Regions from separate parts of the Homo sapiens genome. Here regions 1 and 3 are each linked to region 2. A link is an interaction called in ENCODE POLR2A ChIA-PET data of the cell type or tissue named here. Cell type or tissue: PC-3. All regions are shown on one strand. Each heading gives the region's core, and the rest is flanking DNA. Links, peaks and the distances in the headings are about the cores only.

Region 1 (7,135 bases), core at 1-5,000, 620 kb after region 2:
AATTCAACAATACATTAGAAAGATTACTAATCATGACCAAGTGAGATTTATCCCTGAAATGCAAGGATGGCTCAACATATGCAAATCAATCAATGTAATACATCAAATCAATGGAATGAAAAATATAAGTCACATGACCATTTCCATTAATGCTGTGAAAGTATTCTATAATATTCAACATCCCTTCATGATAAAAACCCTAAAAAAACTGAGGGTAGAAGAAGCATACCTCAACATAATAAAAGCCATGTATTACAGACCCACAGCTCATATCATACTGAATGGGGAAAACCTGAAAGCCTTTACATTAAAATCTGGAAAATGACAAGGATGTCCACTGTCACCACTGTTATTCAACATAGTACTGGAAGTCATAGCTAGAGCAATCAGACAAGAGGAAGATATAAAGGGCATCCAAATTAGAAAGGAAAAAGTAAAATTATCCCTGTTTGCAGATGATATGATCTTATATTTGGAGAAACCTAAAGACACCACAAGAAAACTATTATAACTGATAAATTCAGTAGAGTTGCAGATTACAAAATCAACATATAAAACTCAATAGCGTTTCTATATGGCAAATGTGAACAATGTGAAAATAAAACCTCATTTACAATAGCAATACATAAAATTAAATGACTAGGAATCAACCTAACCAAAGAAGTGAAACATCTCTATAATGAAAACTATGAAACACTGAGGAAAGAAATTGAAGAGGACACAAAAATGGAAAAATATTTTATGTTCATGTATTGGAAGAATCGATATTGTTAAAATATTTATATTACCCAAAGAAATCTATAGATTTGATGCAATCCTTATCAAAGTGCCAATGATAGTTTTTACAGAAATAGAAAAAAAGATCCTAAAATTTATATGGAATCACAAGAGACCCAGAGTAGCCAAAGCTATTCTGAGCAAAAAGAACAAAACTGGAGGAATCACATGACCTGACTTATACTATAGAGCCATGGTAACCAAAACAACATGGTATTGGCATGAAAACAGAAACGTAGACCAACAGAACAAAATCAAGAACCCAGAAATGAATCCACACACCTAGAGTGAACTCATTGTTGACAAAGGTGCCAAGAACATACACTGGGAAGAAAACAATCTCTTCAATAAATGGTGCTGGGAAAACTGAATATCCATATGCAGAAGAATGAAATTAGATCCTAATCTCTTGCCATATACCAAAATCAAATCAAAATGGATTAAAGACATAAGTCTAAGACCTCAATCCATTAAATTACTTCAATAAAGCCTTGGGGAAAATCTCCAGGACATTAATCAAGGCAAAAATTATTGAGCAATACTTCACAGGCACAGGCAACCAAGGCAAAAATGGACAAATGAGAACACATCAGGTAAAAAACTTCTTCATGGCAAAGGAAACAATCAACAAAGCCAAGAGACAACTCACAGAATGGAAGAAAATACTTGCAAGCTATGCATTTGGCAAGGGATTAATAATCAGAATATATAAGAAGCTCAAACAACCCCATAGGGAAAAAAAGTCTAATAATCCAATCAAAAGATAGGCAAAAGATTTGAATAGACATTAAAAGAAGACATAAAAATGGAAAACAGGCATATGAAAAGGTGCTTAACATCATTGATGAACAGAGAAATTCAAATACATGTTAAATTGACATATTAACTGACCCTTAAAATGGCCTATATCCAAAAGACAGGCAATAGAAAATGCTGGAGAAGATGTGGAGAAAAGGGAACCATCATACACTGTTGGTGGGAATGTAAATTAGTACAATCACTATTCAGAACAGTTTGGGGGTACCTGAAAATACTAAAAATAGAGCTACCATATGATCTAGCAATCCTATAGCTTGGAATACACCCAAAAGGAAGAAAATCAGTGTATCAAAGATAAATCTATACTTTCATGTTTGTTGCAACACTGTTCATAATAACTAAGATTTGAAAGTCACTTAAGTGTCCATAACTAGATGAATGGATAAAGAAAATGTGGTATATATACACAGTGGAGTACTACTCAGCCATAAAAATAAGAATGATATCCAGTCGTTTGCAACAACACGGTTGGAACTAGAGATCATTATGTTTGTGAAATAAGCCAGGCACAGAAAGACTAACGTCACATGTTCTCACTTTTTTCTGGCATCTAAAAATTAAAACAACTGAACTCATTGACATAGAGAGTAGAAGAATGGTTATCAGAGCCTGGGAAGTGTAGTGTATTGCTGGGGAAAGGTGGGCATGGTTAATGAATACAAAAAATTCATTAGAAAGAATGAATAAGACCTACTATTTGATAGCACAACAGGGTGACTATAGTCAATAATAACTGTACATTTTAAAATAACTTAAAGAATATAGTTGGATTGTTAGCAACTTAATGGATAATTGCTTGAGTGGATGGATAACTCGTTCTTCATATTGTGCTTATTTCACATTGCATACCTATATCAAAATATCTCGTGGACCCCATAAATATACACACTTACTATCTACCCACAAAAGGTGAAAATTTAAACCTAAAAATTTTAAAGGAAAATATACATGTATGTAATTTTACATCACCTAAACCAGACTCTAATAGCTATTAAAGTTATTCATTTAATCTATTTTTTTTCTGGTTATAGAACAATAATTGGTTATACTTTTAATTCTAAGAATATTTTTTCTTTCATAGAAAATGAGCCTTCAAATAGTTACTGAATATACTTTATATACCATATCTTTTAAACAAAATCTCATAATTTCATTGTTTTCATTTAAATAAAAGATGACCCTGAAACTGGATGATGCTCTTTCTCTCTTGTGTCTTTGTTCAAAACATTCATGTATATTAGTGGCCAGTAAACTTCACAACAATCCCTTTGTAGTTTAGCCTTCTTCCAGAAAATCCTTAGTCTATAGCCATAGGCATTCTGCTTTCTTTCATAAGGCTGCTTTCTTTGGGCACAATGGGAAACATTCTTATCACACATCGTGTTATGAGGCTGGTGCTAGCCACATTTGAACTGAATGTTTGGTGTGTTTTACAAATATTCACTATGTCTCCAGGAAAAACACTGGCATGAAAAGGTATTCACTATTTTATTTGAAGAAAACAGGTTGAGCTATTGTGACATAGTTTGTGCGCTGCATCTGGTTACCTCAATTTGAGATTAATTTAAATAAATTTAGTTGGCAGAGTGTAACTGACACTGTAAAATTTCATTTATTTTATTAATATTTTGATTTCAGTAGGTTTTCAAGGGAACAGGTGGTGTTGGGTTACAAGAATAAGTTCTTTAGTGGTGATTTCTGATATTTTGATGCGCCCATCACGTGAGCAGTGTACATGTACACTATGCCCAGTATATAGTCTTTTATCTCTCACCCTCCTCCCAACCTTTCCCCTGAGTCCCCAAAGCCAATTATATTATTTTTATGCCTTTGGATCCTCATAGCATAGATCCCACTTATGAGTGAGAATATATGATGTTTGATTTTCCATTTCTGAGTTACTTCACTTAGAATAATGGTCTCCAATACCATCCAGATTGCTGCAAATGCTATTATTTTGTTCATTTTTATGGCTGAATAGTATTCCGTGGTGTGTGTGTGTGTGTGTGTGTATTTCTTTATCCACTCATTGATTGATGGGCATTTGGGCTGGTTCCATATTTTTGCAATTGTGAATTGTGCTGCTATAAACATGAATGTGCAGGTATCTTTTTCTTATAATGACTTCTTTTCCTCTGAGTAGACACCCGGGAGTGGGATTGCTGGGTCAAATGGTAGATCTACTTTTAGTTCTTTAAGGAAGCTCCACACTATTTTCCATAGTGATTGTACTAGTTAACAGTCCCACAACAGTGTCAAAGTGTTTCCTTTTTACCATATTCACACCAAAATCCATTTTTTTAAATTATGGCCATTCTTACAGGAGTAAGGTGGTATCACATTGTGATTTGCATTTCCCTGATAATTAGAAATTTGGGGCATTTTTCATATATTTGTTGACCATTTGTATATCTTCTTTTGAGAATTGTCTATTCATGTCCTTAGCCCACTTTTTTAATGGGATTGATTTTTTCTTGCTGATTTGCTTGAGTTTCTTGAAAATTCTGGATATTAGATATTTGTCAGATGTATAGACTGTGAAGATTTTCTCCCATTCTGTGGGTTGTCTGTTTACTCTGCTGATTATTTCTTTTGTTGTGCAGAAGCTTTTTAGTTTAATTCTCATCTATTTATCTGTTTTGTTTGTTTGTTTGTTTTGCATTTGCTTTTGGGTTCTTGGTCATGAAGTCCTTGCCTAAGCCAATGTCTAGAAGGATTTTTCCAGTGTTATCTTCTAGAAATTTTATGGTTTCAGGTCTTAGATTTAAGTCTTTAATCCCTCTTGATTTGATTGTTGTATAAAGTGAGAGATGAGGATCCAGTTTCATTCTTCTACATGTGGCTTGCCAATTATGCCAGCACCATTTGTTGAATAGGGTGGCCTTTCCCCGCTTTATGTTTTTGTTTGCTTTTTCAAAGATCGGTTGATTGTAAGTGTTTGGCTTTACTGCTGGATTATCTATTCTGTTCCATTGGTCTATATGTCTGATTTTATAACAGTACCATGATGTTTTGGTGTCTATGGTCTTACATTATAGTTTGAAGTGGGTAATGTAATGCCTCCAGGTTTGTTCTTTTTGCTAGGCTGGGTTTGGCTATGCGGGCTCTTTGTTGGTTTTGTATGAATTTTAGGATTTTTTTTCCAGTTTTGTGGAGAATGATGGTGGTATTTTGATGGGAATTAGGTTGAATTTTTAGATTGCTTTTGGCAGTACAGTCATTTTCACAATATTGATTCTACCCATTCATGAGCATGGGATATATTTCCATTTGTTTGTTTGAAATAAATCATCTATGATTTATTTCAGCTGCGTTTTGTAGTTTTCCTTGTAGAGGTCTTTCACCCCCTTGGTGAAGTATATTCCTAAATATTTTATTTTTTGCAGCTGTGGTAAAAGGGGTTGAGTTCTTGATTTGATCCTCAGTTTGCTTGCTGTCAGTGTAGAGCCAGGCTACTAACTTGTGTACATTAATTTTGTATTCTGAAACTTTACTGAGTACATGTACCAGTTCTACATTTGAATAATTCTTTATGGTTTTCTATGTATACAATAATGTCCTCAGCAGAAAAAGACAGTTTGACTTCCTCTCTGCAAATTTGGATGCCCTTTACTTCTTTATCTTGTCTGATTTCTCTGGCTTGGACTTCCAGTACTATGTTGAATAGAAGTTGTAGGAGTGGGCTTCCTTGTCTTGTTCCAGTTCTCAGAAGGAATGCTTTTAGTTTTTCCCTGTTCAGTATATTGTAGGCTGTGGGTTTGTAATAGATGACTTTTATTACATTAAGGTGATGTCTCCTCTATGCCAATTTTGCTGACAGTTATAATCATAAAGGGATGGTGGATTTTGTCAAATGCTTTCTCTGCATCAATTGAGATGATCATGTGATTTTTGTTTTTAATTCTGTTTATGTGGTGTATCGTATTTATTGACTTGTGGATGTTAAGCCATCTCTGCATCTTTAGTATGAAACTCATTTGATCATGGTGGATTACTTTTTTGATATGCTGTTGGGATCAGTTACCTAGTATTTTGTTGAGGATTTTTAATTTTTATTTTTATTATGTTCATCAGGGTTATTGTTCTGTAGTTTGCTCTTTTTTTTTATTTTTTATTTTTTTTGAGATGGAGTTTTGCCTTTGCCACCCAGGCTGGAATGCAGTGGTGCGATCTCGGCTCACTGCAACCTCTGCCTCTTGGATTCAGGCGATTTTCCTGCGTCAACCTCCTGAGTAACTGGAATTACAGATGCCTGCCACCATGCCCAGCTAAATTTTGTATTTTCAATAGAGACAGCGTTTCACCATGTTGACCAGACTGGTCTCAAACTCCTGACCTCAGGTGATCCACCCGCTTCAGCCTCCCAAAGTGCTGGGATTACAGGCTTGAGTCACCACACCCGGCCTAGTTTGCTTTTTTTGTTATGTCCTTTCATGGTTTTTAGTATTAGGGTAATGCCAGCTTCACAGAATGTTTTAGGGAGGACTTCCTTCTTCTTTCTCTTTTTGAATAGTTTCAATAGGATTGATACCAATTCTTCTTTCAATGTCTCATAAAATTCAGCTGTGAATCCTCTGGCCCTGGACTTTTTTGGGGGTAACTTTTTAATTACCATTTCAATCTCACTGCTTGTTATTGGTCTGTTCAGAGTTTCTATTTCTTTCTGGTTTAATCTATGAGGTTTGTGTATTTACATCAATTTAACCATCTCCTTCAGGTTTTCTAGTTTATACGCATAAAGGTGTTCATAGCTGTCTTGAAAGTTCTTTTGTATTTCTGTGATATCAGTTGTAATATCTCCCATTTCATTTCTAGTTGAGCTTTTTTGGATCTTCTCTCTTCTTTTCTTGGTTAATCTCGGTAATGGTCTATACATTTTATTTATCTTTTCAAAGAAACAGCTTTATGTTTCATTTATCTTTTGTATTTTTATTTGTTTCAACTTTAGTTCTTCTCTGATCTTGGTTGTTTCCTTTCTTCTGTTGTGTTTGGGTTTGGTTTATTCTTGTTTCTATAACTCCTTGAGGTGAGACCTTAGATTGTCTATTTGTGCTCTTTCAGACTTTTTAATGCAGGTGTTTAAGGCTATTAACTTTCCTCTTAGCACAACCCTGGCTGTATCCCAGAGGTGTTGATAGGTTTTGTCACTATTATCATACAGTTCAAAGAATTTTTAAATTTCCCTATTGATTTTATTGTTGACTCAATAATCATTCAGGAGCAGGTTATTTAATTTCCATGTATTTGCATAGTTTAGAAGGTTTCTTTTGAAACTGATTTCCAATTTTATCTCACTGTGGTCTGAGAGAGTACTTGCTATGATTTCAATTTTCTTAAATTTGTTGAGACTTGTTTTGTGGACTGTCATATGGTCTATCTTGGAGACTGTTTTACGTGTTGATGAATATAATGTATATTCTGCAGCTGTTGAGTAGAAAGTTATGTAAATATCTGTTAAGTCCATTTGTTCTGGGGTATAGTTTAAGTCCATTGTTTATTTGTTGACTTTCTGTCTTGATTACCTGTGTAGTGCTGTCAG
Region 2 (7,190 bases), core at 1,307-6,306:
ACAAGTACAAACAAATATTTATGTTATCTCAATGTTCATGGAGTTGAATAGGAAATGAAAAAGAATTTAAAATATTTTTTTCAATGGGAAAGACCAAAAGTTGTTCAAAATTCAAAGAAAGGTTAACTTAACTTTGAACACAAATCATGTTTAAGAAAAATAATAATTTAATTGATAGTGCATGTTAAAAAGATAGAAAACATTTCCAATTTTTCTTATTATGGAACACATGATGCTTTTAAAAATTGAAGCATTTGCACTTTTTCCCACTGTAAGGAAAGAGGAGGCTTAAATCTTCAACTACTTGCAGTATACAATTGTAGACCTTTAGGGATAGAATACAATTTTGCAACATATAGATTTACCTAGAAATAAAACAAGTCCAAACGTGGGAATGATTGTTGAATTAAATTATGGCAGAGAGCCAAATGAGATGATACAACTTCAGCCTTCAGTCTTCTCCCTGACCCCACAATTTCTTTTTTATATAATTTTTAGTTCATCTAGTCCAATAAAATACGCAAGACTTTAGTACAGTACGTGGAGGTAATCCTGCATACGTGAAAAGAAAAATTATGCTGATATACATAGATATAAGAAAATAGAAGATATGGAGAAGGAGCTTTGGGAAAATTTTAGTACAAACAGGATGTGCTTGAGGTCTGGAATGCTACTATTTTCCTAGTAGCAAATATATGAAGCCCTCTTATAAGCCTCCATTAATAATATTTTTTCACTTAAGTTTGACTTAGGATTTACTGTTTTCAAACAAAACAAGCCTTAACTAATACATATACGCACAAAAGAGAAATTGAAAGTTTAAAATTGCTTAATATTGAAAATATTAATATAATATTAATAAACATAATATTAAGTGGTAGCTCATTATGGTTTTAATATGCATTTCCCTGATAATTAGTGATGTTGAGCATTTTTCATATTTGTTAGCTATTTAAATATCTTTTTTGAGGACTGTCTATTCATGTCCTTTGCCCACTTTATGATGTGATTATTTGTGTTTTTCTTGATGCTTTGAGTTCCTTATAGATTCCAGATACTAGTCCTTGTCAGATGCATAGTTTGCAAATATTTTCTCTCATTCTGTGGCTTGTCTGTTTACTCTGCTGATTATTTATTTTCCTGTGCAGAAACTTTTTAGTTTAAGTAGGTCCCATTTATTTGTTTTTGTTTTTGGTGCCTTTGCTTTGGGGCTCTTAGTCATGAATTTTTTGCCTAAGCCAATGTCTAGAAGACTTTTACCAATGTTATCTTTTAGAATTTTTTTCAGGTCTTAGATTTAAGTCTTTGATACATCTTGAGTTGATTTTTATCTAAAGTGAGAAATGAGGATCCAGTTTCATTCTTCTACATGTGGCTTGCCAGTTATCCCAGCACCATTTATTGAATAGGGTGTCCTTATCCCAGTTTATGTTTTTCATGCTTTCTTGAAGATCAATTGGCTATAAGTATTTGGCTTTATTTCTGCATTCTCCATTCTGTTTCATTGGTCTACAGGCCTATTCTTATACCAGTACCATGTTGTTTTGGTAATTATAGCCTTGTAGTTTAATTTGAAGTCTGGTAATGTGATGCTTCCAGATTTGTTCTTTTTGTTTAGTCTTGCTTTAGCTATGTGAGCTTTTTTTTTTTTTTTTTTTTGGTTCTATATAAATTTTAGGATTGCTTTTACTAGTTCTTTGAAGAATGATGATGGTATTTTGATGGGAATTGCATTTAATTTGTAGATTGCTTTTGGCAATGTGATCATTTGCACAATATTGATTCTATCCATCCATGAGCATAGGATATGTTTTCATTTCTTTGTGTCATCTATTATTTCTTTTGGCAGTGTTTTGTAGTTTTCCTTGCAGAGATCATTCACCTCCTTGGTTAAGTATATTCCTAAGTATTTTATTGTTTCTGCAGCTGTTGCAAAAGGGATTGAGTTATTGACTCGACCCTCAGCTTGATTGTTTTTGGCATATAACAGAGCTACTAACTTGTGTATATTGATTTTATATCCCAAAACTTGACTAAATTAATTCATCAGATCTAAGAGCTTTTTGGATGATTCTTTAGGTTTTCTAGGCATACAATTATATCATCTTTGAACAGCAATAGTTTGACTTCCTCTTTTCCAATTTGGATGCCATTTCTTTCTTTCTCTTATCTGATTTATCTGTCTAGGATTTCCAGTACTATGTTGAATAGAAGTGGTGAAAGTGGGCATCCTTGGCTTGTTCCAGTTCTCAGGGGGAATGCTTTCAAGTTTTTGATTCTCTTCGACAGCAGGTTATATTCTTCCATTATCCAGCAGGCTATCCAGGTTTGTTTTTATGGAGACACAGATACAAGACAAAAATTAAAAATGTGAAAGACCTCTTCAGTTCTAGGATCAGAACTGGCTCTTCATCTATACTATACTCCCACATTGTATTTGCTAAATTAAGTCAGAAGGCCAGCCTAAATTCAAAGATTATTGAAATATCTTTCTTTTCTTATTGGAAAGACTGATTGCAAAGTATGGATAGAGAAGGAATGATGTTTTCTGGCTATTTTTATAATCAATATGTTACATACAGCTCTCATCACCACCAGAGTAGAGATAATTCTTTTTTTATTGTTTCTATTTGAAAATACTTTAAGAGATCTACAATTGACTGAAATTAGATAACATGCCTATTCTTGAACCAGTCACCTAATCCAATGGGCAATGTACAGATTACCTGAAGGCTGATCATTCAGCCCTCTTGCTGTCTAATACACATTATCCATATCTAATTATAAACTACTACAGATTTTTATTACTTTTCCAGTGTCAGCATGTAGCTTAAAATATGAAAGTCAAACTTGAAGTCTTTATCGTACTGAACTTATTCATTATATACTCACCCTCCTCTTTGTTGCACTCTTGATATACTTAATTTTTAAAAATCCACACTCATTTATTATTTTTGTTCTTTGCTGTAAATTCTATCCATAAACTAAAATACTTAATATCATTTTTAGAATATCTTGATCAATCCACCGTTTGCCTGTTTCATTCTAAATATGTAATCACCTGAGAAGTACTCATCCCATCTTCTAATTTCAATACCATATATATGTTAATAGCACCAAGGCTTTATTTATAACTCACCTTTAAATTTTTACAGTAGGTACCCAGCAAATTCATGCTGAATAAAGGAATAAATGAGTAAATAAAATAATGGACATTAAAGTATTCAATACATCCCAAAGCTCCAAAAATAACAGTTGTTATAATTATACAAAAAGGCATGCAGCTCCATGTGCTTCTAGAAGTTTCTTTGTTTTGCAGGTCTATTTAAATGATTGAATCACTTTATATTTTTGTATAGTCTGAAATATTCATGTTTACAATTAATTTAATTATAAGGAGATTGTTTTTCTTTCTCATTTGTGTTTTTACCCAAATATTGACACTAGTTTTGTTTTTATTTCATTTTAATAGGGATCAACTGGTTCTGACTGGCAGCTTGCCATTAGAAGGGGGTGAACTACCTATTATGATCCTGTATTAAATTAATTGGAAAGAGTTTATGTTTTCAGTATTCCAGCATGCTCGAAGTTTAAGATGCAGACAAGGAAAACAAGGCAGCCTAGAGAACATTTACCTTTGCATATTCTCATACAATTTTTATCCATTTTGCTTCTCTTAATAAACTTTACACAATCACTGCCTGGAAATGTATTTGGTTGTGTGTTTGCTTTGGAATTCTGACCTTTCACTGTGTGCATCAAAATGATTTGCAACAGTTTGTTTATTGAATGACTTTAGCAAATTCAGCCATCTTCAAAATCACCAGTTGCTATTTCTAAAAGCAGGTAGATTTAAAATGAGCTGCCACTGTTTGCCAAATGTAGAAGTGTCAAAATGTTCCCAGTGAATAACATCACTTATTACACTGTAAAAATGTACTTTGGGAGCATTATTTACACACAGCTCATTTCTAACCTACATTTGGAACTTGGACTAATTTTAAATGGGCCAACATGCCATTTTTATATATTGACGAGAACTCTTTCTAAGCAAGCCAAGTAACACCTGAAAATAATTTTTAAATCACTCCTCATTGGAAAGATACCACATAGAAACCATTTACAGGTAAGATTGCCAGATGAAAGCATTTAATTATTCTGCTTTTAGAAAGGATATTAAAATTCTGGGCCAATAGCTTGTGATACTTCATTTGAAGTAGTCATACCTCACTTAGTGAGTCACAGGGATAAGTTCTGAGACATGCGTTTAGGTGGTTTTTCGTGCAAACATCATAGAGTGTACTTACACAAATCAAGATGGCATAGCCTACTACACACCTAGGCTATATAGTATAGCCTATTACTTCTAGGCCACATGTCTATACATCATGTTATTGCACTGAACACTGCAGGCATTTATAACACCATGGTAAGTATTTGCATATCTAAACATATTTGAACATAGAAAAGTTACAGAAAGAATATGGAATAAAAATAAATACGGTACATGTATACAGGACACTTATCTCGGTTAAAGCTTACAGGACTGGACATTGCTTTGGATGACTCAGTAAGTAAACAGTGAGTAAATGTGAAGGCCTGCAACATTACTGTGGACTACTGTAGACTTTAAACACTGTACACTTAGGTTATACTAAATTTTAAAAAATTTATTTCCTCAGTAATAAATTAAACTTAGCTTACTGAAACTGTTTTACTTAAATGATTTTAACCTTTTGGACTCTTGTAATAACACTTAGCTTAAAACACAAACACACTGTACAACTGTACAAAAATAATATAATTCAAATATATTTTTCTAATTTTAATTTTTTATAATTATTGTTTACTTTTTAAACTGGTTAAAAATAAAAGACAAACACATATATTAACCTAGGCTTACACAAGATCAGGATCATCAATATCACTATCTTAACACTTCCCTATCTTGTCCTACTGAAAAGTCTTCAGGGGCAAAAACACTCACGGAGCTGTCATCTCCTATGACAACAATGAGTTCCTTTGAAATTCCCTTTGAAGGACCTCCCCGAGGTTGTTTTACAGCTACCTTTTTTAGTAAGTAAGAAAACATGCTAAAATAATGATAAAAATATAGTATAGTAAGTACATAAACCAATAACTTTATTATTTTCAAGTATTATGTACTATACATAATTTTACATGCTATACATTTTTATTGAATCAAAACATTTTACATATTTAGGGGCTGCATGCATCTGTTCCATGAATAGATTGTGTAATAAAGTCAAGATATATGGGGTATCCATCATCTTGAGTATTTATCATTTTGGTTTTGGTAACATTTCAATTCCTCTCCTCTAGCTACTTTGAAATGTATAATACAATGTTGCTAACTATAGTCACCTTACTCTGCTACTGAATTTTGTTGCTTATTTGTTCTATCTAACTGTATATTTGTACCCACTAATCAACCTTTCTTAAATTCCCTACTCCCACCTACATACACTTCCTATTCTCTGGCATCTATCCTTCTATTCTCTACCTCCATTCGATCAATTATTTTAGTCGCCATATATGAGAGAGAATATGCAGCATCTGTCTTTCTGTGCCTGGCTTAACATAATAACCTCCATTTTCATCCATGTTGCTGCAAATGGCATGATTTCATTCTTTTTTATGACCAAATAGTTCTATATTTTTATACAATTGGCAGTGCAGTACACTTGTATACATAAGCATCATCACAAATGTGTGAGTAATGAGTTGTGCTATGACATTAAAATGACCATGTCACTAGGCAATGTGAATTTTTCAGTTGCGTTATAATTTTATGGCCCTGCCATTATATATGTGCTTCATCGTTGACTGAAACATCTTTATGTTTCACCATTGACTGAAACACCTTTATGCATGAGTGTATATGCACAATATTCCTATAATCTCTTGTATATTATAAACAAGAGTTACCCAATTAGAAAAAGCATCTTCGAACAGAAAATATAAATAATCAGATGAGAATTACTCTTTAGTTAAACTTTTTATTGAAATCAAATGTTTGTTACTGACATTAAGTTTTAAGGCAAAAATCACACAGATTATATTGTTTGCCTTGTGAAAAATAAGAATAAACAATCAAAAATTGCCAGCATTTTACAACATAATTGTGTAAAGTGACTTTAATTTGAATTTGAGTCTTGTTTACCAACGGCAGTTCATATTATATACGTGTATACACATATGTGTATATATATGTGTATACACATATATATACACATATATACATACATACCCATATACATATATATACACACACACATATACATATACATGCTTCCTTCTTTTGTTATTCTCTTAATGCAAATTAATGGGTATAAACTGTAGGAATATTTCACAACATGCTGTAAATAGGCAGAGTATAAACAGATTTTATTCTTTCTTGGCAAAGAAAAGTGTTTATTAAAAATAATATACTCTGTTTTTTAAAGTGTATGGCTTTGAAATATAACATAAATTTGGAGAATATAGCTAGGAATTTGATATCATGGTTTTACTTAAAAAAGTATATTGGGTATTGTAACAAAACATGCTAAGCTTAAACTCTCAATGGTCAAACCATGAATCACTTGTCCTGGAAATAGTGTAATTTAGGAATAAGTGTGAACACAATTGGTGGGTGAGTTTCAACATACTATCAGAATTAATGTCATTTTTACTATGTTTCAAGCACTTTCTATGGATGATGTATTAAATATAGTAGCTCATTTAATTTTTACATCGACAAATGTTTGCATAGGAGGAAATACAGATGTATAGAGATTCAATAACTTTGTTATTATTATACAGCTAGCAATCTAAACCCAGATGCCCTGATTATATCATCTTGAGCCACTTTCTTTCTAGCAAATGTTACCTGCTATTCAGGACAAATGGCTTCTGGAATAATAGGGTTCTGATATCAGCTCTAAAAATAGCTAAAGCATACAAGCATTATCTAATTAAATACTTTTTTTTTTTTGAGATGGAGTCTCGCTGTCTCCCAGGCTGGAGTGCAGTGACACCATCTCAGCTCACTGGAAGCTCCGCCTCCCGGGGTTCACGCCATTCTCCTGCCTCAGACTCCCAAGTAGCTGGGACTACAGGCGCCTGCCACCACGCCTGGCTAATTTTTTTTTGTATTTTTAGTAGAGACGGGGTTTCACTGTGTTAGC
Region 3 (7,033 bases), core at 2,034-7,033, 450 kb after region 2:
CTTTGGCTATTATGGATCTTTTGGGGTTCTACACAAATTTTACAATTTTTTTTTCTTTTTCTCTTTCTGCGAGAACCACATTGGAATTTTGGTAGGGATTACATTGAATCTGTAGGTCACTTTGGGCTGTTATCTATAGATTGAATATAATCCCTACCAAATTTGTACAAATGTAATTTGTGTTAATATTTTAACAATATTAATTCTATCAATACGTGCACATAGAATTTTTATTTTATTTTTGTTATAATTATAACTGGCTTTTTAAAGCTAGTAACAACTTAACTTTGACTGCATACACAAACTCTACAATTTTACTTTTTCTCCTCTTATGTTTTATGTTTATTATTATTATTATACTTTAAGTTCTGGGATACATGTGCAGAACATGCAGGTTTGTTACATAGCTATACACGTGCCATGGTGGTTTGCTGCACTCATCAACCTGTCATCTACATTAGGTATTTCTCCTAACGCTATCCCTTCCCTAAGCCCCCACCACCCAACAGGCCCTGCTGTGTGATGTTCCCCTCCCTGCATCCATGTGTTCTCATTGTTCACTTCCCACTATGAGTGAGAACATGTGGTGTTTGGTTTTCTGTTCTTGTGTTAGTTTGCTGAGAATGATGGTTTCCAGCTTCATCCATGTCCCTGCAAAGAACATGAACTCATCATTTTTCATGGCTGCATAGTATTTCATGGTATATATATGCCACATTTTCTTTATCCAGTCTATCATTGATGGTCATTTGGGGTGGTTCCAAGTTTTTGCTATTGTGAATAGTGCCACAATAAACATACATATGCATGTGTCTTTATAGTAGAATGATTTATAATCCTTTGGGTACGTACCCAGTAATGGGATTGCTGGGTCAAATGGTATTTCTGGTTCTAGATCCTTGAGGAATTGCCACACTGTCTTCCACAATGATTGAACTAATTTACACTCCCATCAAGTGTGTAAAAGCATCCCTATTTCTCCACATCCTCTCCAGCATCTGTTTTTTCCTGACTTTTTAATGATCGCTATTCTGACTGGAGTGAGATGGTATCTCATTGTAGTTTCGATTTGCATTTCTCTAATGACCAGTGATGATGAGCTTTTTTCATGTTTGTCGGCTGCATAAATGTCTTATTTTGAGAAGTGTCTGTTCACATCCTTCGCCCACTTTTTGATGGGGTCATTTTTTTTTTCTCGTAAATTTGTTTAATTCCTTTGTAGATTTTGGTTATTAGCCATTTGTCAGACGAATAGGTTGCAAAAATTTTTTCCCATTCTGTAGGTTGCCTGCTCACTCTGATGATGGCTTCTGTTGCTGTACAGAAGCTCTTCAGTTTAATTAGATCCCATTTGTCAATTTTGGCTTTTGTTGCCGTTGCTTTTGGTGTTTTTGTCATGAATTCTTTGCCTATGCCTATGTCCTGAATGGTATTGCCTAGGTTTTCTTGTAGAGTTTTTACGGTTTTAGGTCTTATGTTCATGTATTTAATCCATCTTGAGTTAATTTGTGTATAAGGTGTAAGGAAGGGATTCAGTTTCTGCTTTCTGCATATGGCTAGCCAGTTTTCCCAATGCCATTTGTTAAATAGGGAGTCCTTTTCCCATTGCTTGTCAGGCAAGCAATGGGAACAAAAACAAGCAATGTTTTATGTTTTGATGTCACCTTTTACACTATTAAAATAATATATATCTTTAACAAATTATTTCAGTTTTAGCTGTTTTTAATAGTTTTGCGTTTTAACCTTTATACTAAAGATATAATGGGTTAACCCACTGCCATTTGTTTTAGAGTGTTTGCATTTAAAATTGTCCTTACTTTTACCAGTGAATTTTTCATTTTCATATGTTTTCATGTTATGAATTACCATCTTCTTCCTTTGACTTGATGAATGTCCTTTAGCATTTCTTCTTAGGCAGATCTAGTGGTGACAAACTCTCTCAGCTTTTGTTCATTTGAGAAAGTCTTTATTACCCCTTCATTTTTTAAAGATAGCATTGCTGAATATAGTGTTGATAGTTGATATTATTTTCTTGCATGATTTTAAATATATTATCCCACTCCTTTTTGGCATATGGCACTCCTTTTTTCTGCTGGAAAATCCACTCATATTCTTATAGCAGTTTCTTTGTATGTAACAATTCACTTTTATGTTTCTGCTTTGAGCTTTCTCAGTCTTCAACTTTTGACAGTTTGATTTTAATGTGTCTTAGTGTTAATCTGTTTAGATTTATCTTACTTTACACCGTTTGAGCTTTCTGCATCTAGATTTCTATTTCCTTCCCTAGGCTTAGAAACTTTTCTGCTACTATTTCATTAAATATATTTTCTGTCTTTTCTCCTGATACACCTATAATGCAAATGTTGCTATGCTTGATGGTGTCCCGTAAGTTTCTTAAACTATCCTGACTTCTTTTCTTTGTTTTTGTTTTTACTCTTCAGATTTGTTCAATTTATAGTAACTTGTCTTCAAGTTCACTAATTCTTCCTTCTTTTTGATTAATCTTCTATTGAACTCCTCAGTTGAATATTTTAGTTCAGTTATAGTATTCTTTAACTCTTTGACTTCTGTTTTGTACTTTTTACACTTTCTATCTATTTATTGAAATTCTATCTCTTTTTTGAAATAGAAATGAATTAGGTGGTTACTTCAGCAACATGTAATGGGAAGCTCCTGACCCACCATCCACCTAGAGAAAGAACCAATAAACATCTATTCATGAGTCAGTTGTCTTTGAGAGAAAGAGAGAGACCATTGTTCTGCTGACCTCAGAAGGCATCTTTATGACTACTATATTGAATCCTCTGTTGGGTATGTCATATATCATCACTTAACTTGTGTTGGTTTTAGGAGATCTAAACCATCTCTCCAAGTCTTGTCAGATTGACCTCATGTAGGGAAGGATCTTACCAATATGTCTGATGAGAGATTTTTAAGGTGCCTTTCAAATCTTTGTGTTTTATCAGACTACTATCTATGTTTTCAGTGGCCCCCTGAAGCATAGTGTGTGCCTCATCCTTTCAGCACTTCGACACTAGTAAGGTAGGAGTGAGACTCTCTAGACATAGTTGGAATAGGTGATGTGTTGGATGTGTGTCCCAGTTTCTTTTAGCCTCATAATGAAGCTAAGTATAGATATTTATCTCCCACTGTTTCTTCACTAAGCTAGGGAGATGATCTGTGGAAAATGCTTATTCATATTCAGGCTATACCCTCTGATCCTGGGAAGATAGTTGCTGGAAGCAAGTCCATTGTAAATCTATCTCTTTTTTCTATGTTTTAGGGACACTCCAAAATGCAAAGCACCATCAACTACCAGTGGTAGGACATTAAGGAGATAATCCCTTGGGTGGGTGTTATTGAAATTGTGCCAGTTGATGCATGGTCAAACTCTTTCCAGGACAAATGGGTACACCTGGATTTATCACTGGAGGCAGCTGAAGGAAAGATTTGTGAAGTGCCAAACTCTGACTCTGGCTGCCAAAAAAGCTATTGTTTGCTTTTCCCATTACCTTTCCTGTGTACATTTGTTAGAAGCCAGGACATAAAGTAGCCAATAAAAGTGTGTGCCATAGGTTCTTCTGCAGAGAAAAGGGAAGCTGTGTTTCTGCCCCTTTTCCACACTGCTCCAAGGGCACGTAGCTTCTGGAAGTGTTTGCATGCTTGCTTAATATCATATCCTTGTTCTGTGACCTAGGGAGACATGCATATGTTTAGTCCCTTCTGCTCCAAGAACTAATATATTTAGCCTGGAGTTCTTCATGAGGTAGCTGTAAAAGTTGGGGCACTCAATGTGTGTCATGAATCCCTTCCAGATAGAAACAGGGAGCTGCATTTTTAAAGCCCTTCCTCTGCACCACTCCTGGGGAATAAAAGTAAAACTGTAAAACTGTAAAACTTCTACTTCATTCTTTGGTCCAGAAAGACTCGCATATGGTTTGTCCTCTCTGCTCCCAGAGCAAGGAAGTTTAGGAGGCAATCACTCAGGTAGAAGCTGTAGAGGTTGGAAAACTGAATGTGTGTACAAACTTCTGAGAGAAGAAATTAATAAATTTAGAGTTGTTGCTAGGATGAGCTGGGGAAGAATGCTGGAGAAGTATCAGTCTACTTCTCAGGCTTCCAGAGGGCTAATACTTTTGTTCCCCATTAACTTCAGAATGCTAGTTAGTTTCGAGCCCAGCTGCCAAGTAGCCATTGGAAAAATGTGTCCCTTTTGGAAAGAATCATGGGGCTACATTTTTAAAATCTTTTCTCTGTACTGCTCCTGGAGGATGAAGCCTCTGAAAGTGTTTGCACATTTATAGAAAATTACCTTTTATTTTTTTTTCTGTGGTCTGCAGGGACACATGTATGCCAGTATCCTTTGCTTCCAGAGCTAGGTTTAAATGCAGTCCCTTGTGGGGAAGATATAAAAGTTGAAGCATTAATGTATATACACGTTTCTTCCAAGAGTGATTAATAGACCTGGAGTTATCACTGGAGCAAGCCAAAGGAGAGGCTCAAGAAGTGTCAGTTTGATTCTCAGTCTGATGGTAGGTTCATGTTTGTCTGCTTTTTTAACACCCTGATGTAAGTTAGTTAGAAGTCAGGCAGCCAAGTAGCCAGTGAAGAGCATGTCCCTTCCATTTAGAAAGAGGGGACTGTGAATTTTTAAATTTTTATTTGTTTAGAGAAAAGGTCTCACTCTGTTTTCCAGGCTAGAGTGCAGTGACACAATCATAGCTCACTGCAACCTCAATTTCCTGGGTTCAAGCAATTGTCCTGCTTCAGTCTCTCAAGTAGCTGGGACTACAGGCATGTGCCACCACACATGGGTTACTTTTTTGGAAGAGGCAGCATCTTATGTTGCTCAGGCTGATCTCAAACCCCTGGCCTTAAGCCTTAGCCTCCCAAAGTACTGGGATGACAGACATGAGCCACTGTGCCCAGCAGGGACTGTGACTTTTCAAGCCCAGTTTTTTGTTGTTGTTGTTCTGTTACTGGGTAATGAAGTCTCTGAAAGTGCTTGCACACCCATGGAAAACCACCATTATTTTTCTTGTGTTCTGTAAAGACTCATATGTGTCTAATCTCCTCTGTTTCCAGAACTGGATATTGGCAGCAAAGGAGAATGGAAACAGGTGGGAAATCTTAGAATTTGGGTGGCATATATGAGATCCAAACTTTCTTCTCCACAGGGAGAAATTGGATGTTGGAGATTGCTTTCCTGATTTTATGGTGCAGTTCATAGGGCAAGGTCAGTGCCTGAGTGTTCCTCAGATTTTTCTGCTCATACATTGTGGATATTTTCTCAGTTGCTAGTGTGTAGCAGTCTCTCAACTGGTCTCTCTCTTTCTCTCAAAGAAAACTGACTCATGAATAGATGTTTATTTGGTCTTTCTCTAGGTGGATTTTGGGTCAGGAGCTTCCCATTACATGTTGCTGAAGTAACCACCTAATTCATTTCTATTTCATTTTTACGTTTGGACAACAAAATTTAGCAAAAACTTGCAGTTTGTTAATAAAGTAGAAAGTTTTTTTCTCTAATATAACCATGCTGGCAGAATAAAACCAGGGGTAGAGGATGTTTAAAAGAGTAACAAGAAAGACTTGCTTCTTCTAGTACATACGCTCCTTAAAGTTTACTAGAGTAAGTCAAACAAGCCATAAAAAACATTACTCTTATTTTCTCCTCAGAATTTCTAGACCTGCAGTAAACAATGTATTTCATTTTCTAAGGGATAACCTAGAGATTAAAAAAAAATCATATGTAGATTTGAAGGAAATGTTTTAAACAAAAACAGCCCACCTGGATACTTAACTATGTTTAATATGTCAGACATGATTATCAAAGTCAGTTCTATAAATGGATCCATTCCTTACTTGATTTCTAGAGGCTTGGTTTCCACTAAGTTGGAATCACCTTTGTTTCCGCTGAGATTAACTAGTGAATATCTAACTAGGTGAATATTTTTGTGATTGTATTTTACACATGGTTTAGCTGAGGCAATTAATCACCACTAGACAGGCCCTACTAGAGCTGCTCAAAAAGCTCCAAACTAGGAAACTAAAGGTTGATATTTACCATCATAAAAACACATAAAACTAATCCTCACAGGTCTCATAAAACAATCATACAAAGGAGAAAGATAAATAAATCAAATGGTAACATGACAGAAATCCACCAAACCAAAAGATAAACAGAGGGAAAACAATCAAAAAATTACAAAAAAAACTAGATAACAACTAATATTATGACAGAAATGAAACTTCACATACCGATATTAACTTCAAAAGGTAAATGGATTAAATGCTCTACTTTAAGATATTGATTACCTGAATGGATTAAAAACATCAACTGACTATATGCTGCTTAACAGAAACTCACTTTTCTGGTAGACAATTATAGATGGAAGGATAAAAAAGAAAGATATATTCCACACAAACGAAAACCAAAAGCAAAAAGTAGCTATACTTAAATCGGATGAAGCTGACTTCAAATAAAAACAGGAAAAAAAAGACAAAGAAGCTCATAACATAACAATAAGGGAATCAATTTAACAATGGGATATAACAACATTAAGTATATATGTATACAACAACAGAGCACCCAGATTCCTAAAACTAGACCTAATAAAAAACCAACAGTAATACAATAATAATAGAGGATGTCAACAGCTGACTCACAGCACTAGACAGATCATTAAAACAGAAAATTAACAAAGAAATCTTGGGCTTAAGTTGACTTCTATATCAAATGGACATAACTAGATATTTACAGAGCATTCTGTCCAACAACTACAGAATATACATTCTCTTCATCAGTAAATGGAACATTCTCAAAGATAGAGCATATATTAGGCCATAAAACAAGTCTCAAAATCATATGAAGTATGTTCTCAGACTGCATTGTAATGAAACTAGAAATCAATCCGAAAGACTTTTGAAGCTACACAAATACATGAAAATTAAACAACATCCTCCTGAATGATCTTTGAGACAGTGATGAAATTAAGATGAAAATTGAAAAAGTTCTGAACTAAGTAAAAATGGA

What was found. ChIA-PET counts read pairs that join two places held together with the same protein. Peaks named below come from ENCODE experiments on the same cell type or tissue, not always from the same donor. Only the 100,000 strongest peaks of a DNase experiment are listed, where the experiment ranks them.
Region 1: POLR2A ChIA-PET joins it to region 2 with 5 read pairs; 2 of 35 experiments call an interaction of 5 or more read pairs at or near these places.
Region 3: POLR2A ChIA-PET joins it to region 2 with 9 read pairs; 1 of 35 experiments calls an interaction of 5 or more read pairs at or near these places.

The regions. Positions count from the first base shown.
Region 1 is chr12:60,879,956-60,887,090 of GRCh38, forward strand. No RefSeq gene overlaps it. Among named protein-coding and RNA genes, the nearest start is that of SLC16A7, 1.3 Mb to the left of the region's middle. In PC-3, for the core only: no CTCF peak of the experiment used is centred there; no DNase peak of the experiment used is centred there.
Region 2 is chr12:60,262,175-60,269,364 of GRCh38, forward strand. It overlaps LOC124903071 (a long non-coding RNA gene), which reads left to right. Exons shown (of 2, transcript XR_007063566.1): 2 at 3,473-3,708. Among named protein-coding and RNA genes, the nearest start is that of SLC16A7, 670 kb to the left of the region's middle. In PC-3, for the core only: no CTCF peak of the experiment used is centred there; DNase peaks (open chromatin) are centred at 4,277 and 4,557; H3K4me3 peaks cover 978 bases; H3K27ac peaks cover 2,983 bases.
Region 3 is chr12:60,706,895-60,713,927 of GRCh38, forward strand. No RefSeq gene overlaps it. Among named protein-coding and RNA genes, the nearest start is that of SLC16A7, 1.1 Mb to the left of the region's middle. In PC-3, for the core only: no CTCF peak of the experiment used is centred there; no DNase peak of the experiment used is centred there; H3K27ac peaks cover 420 bases.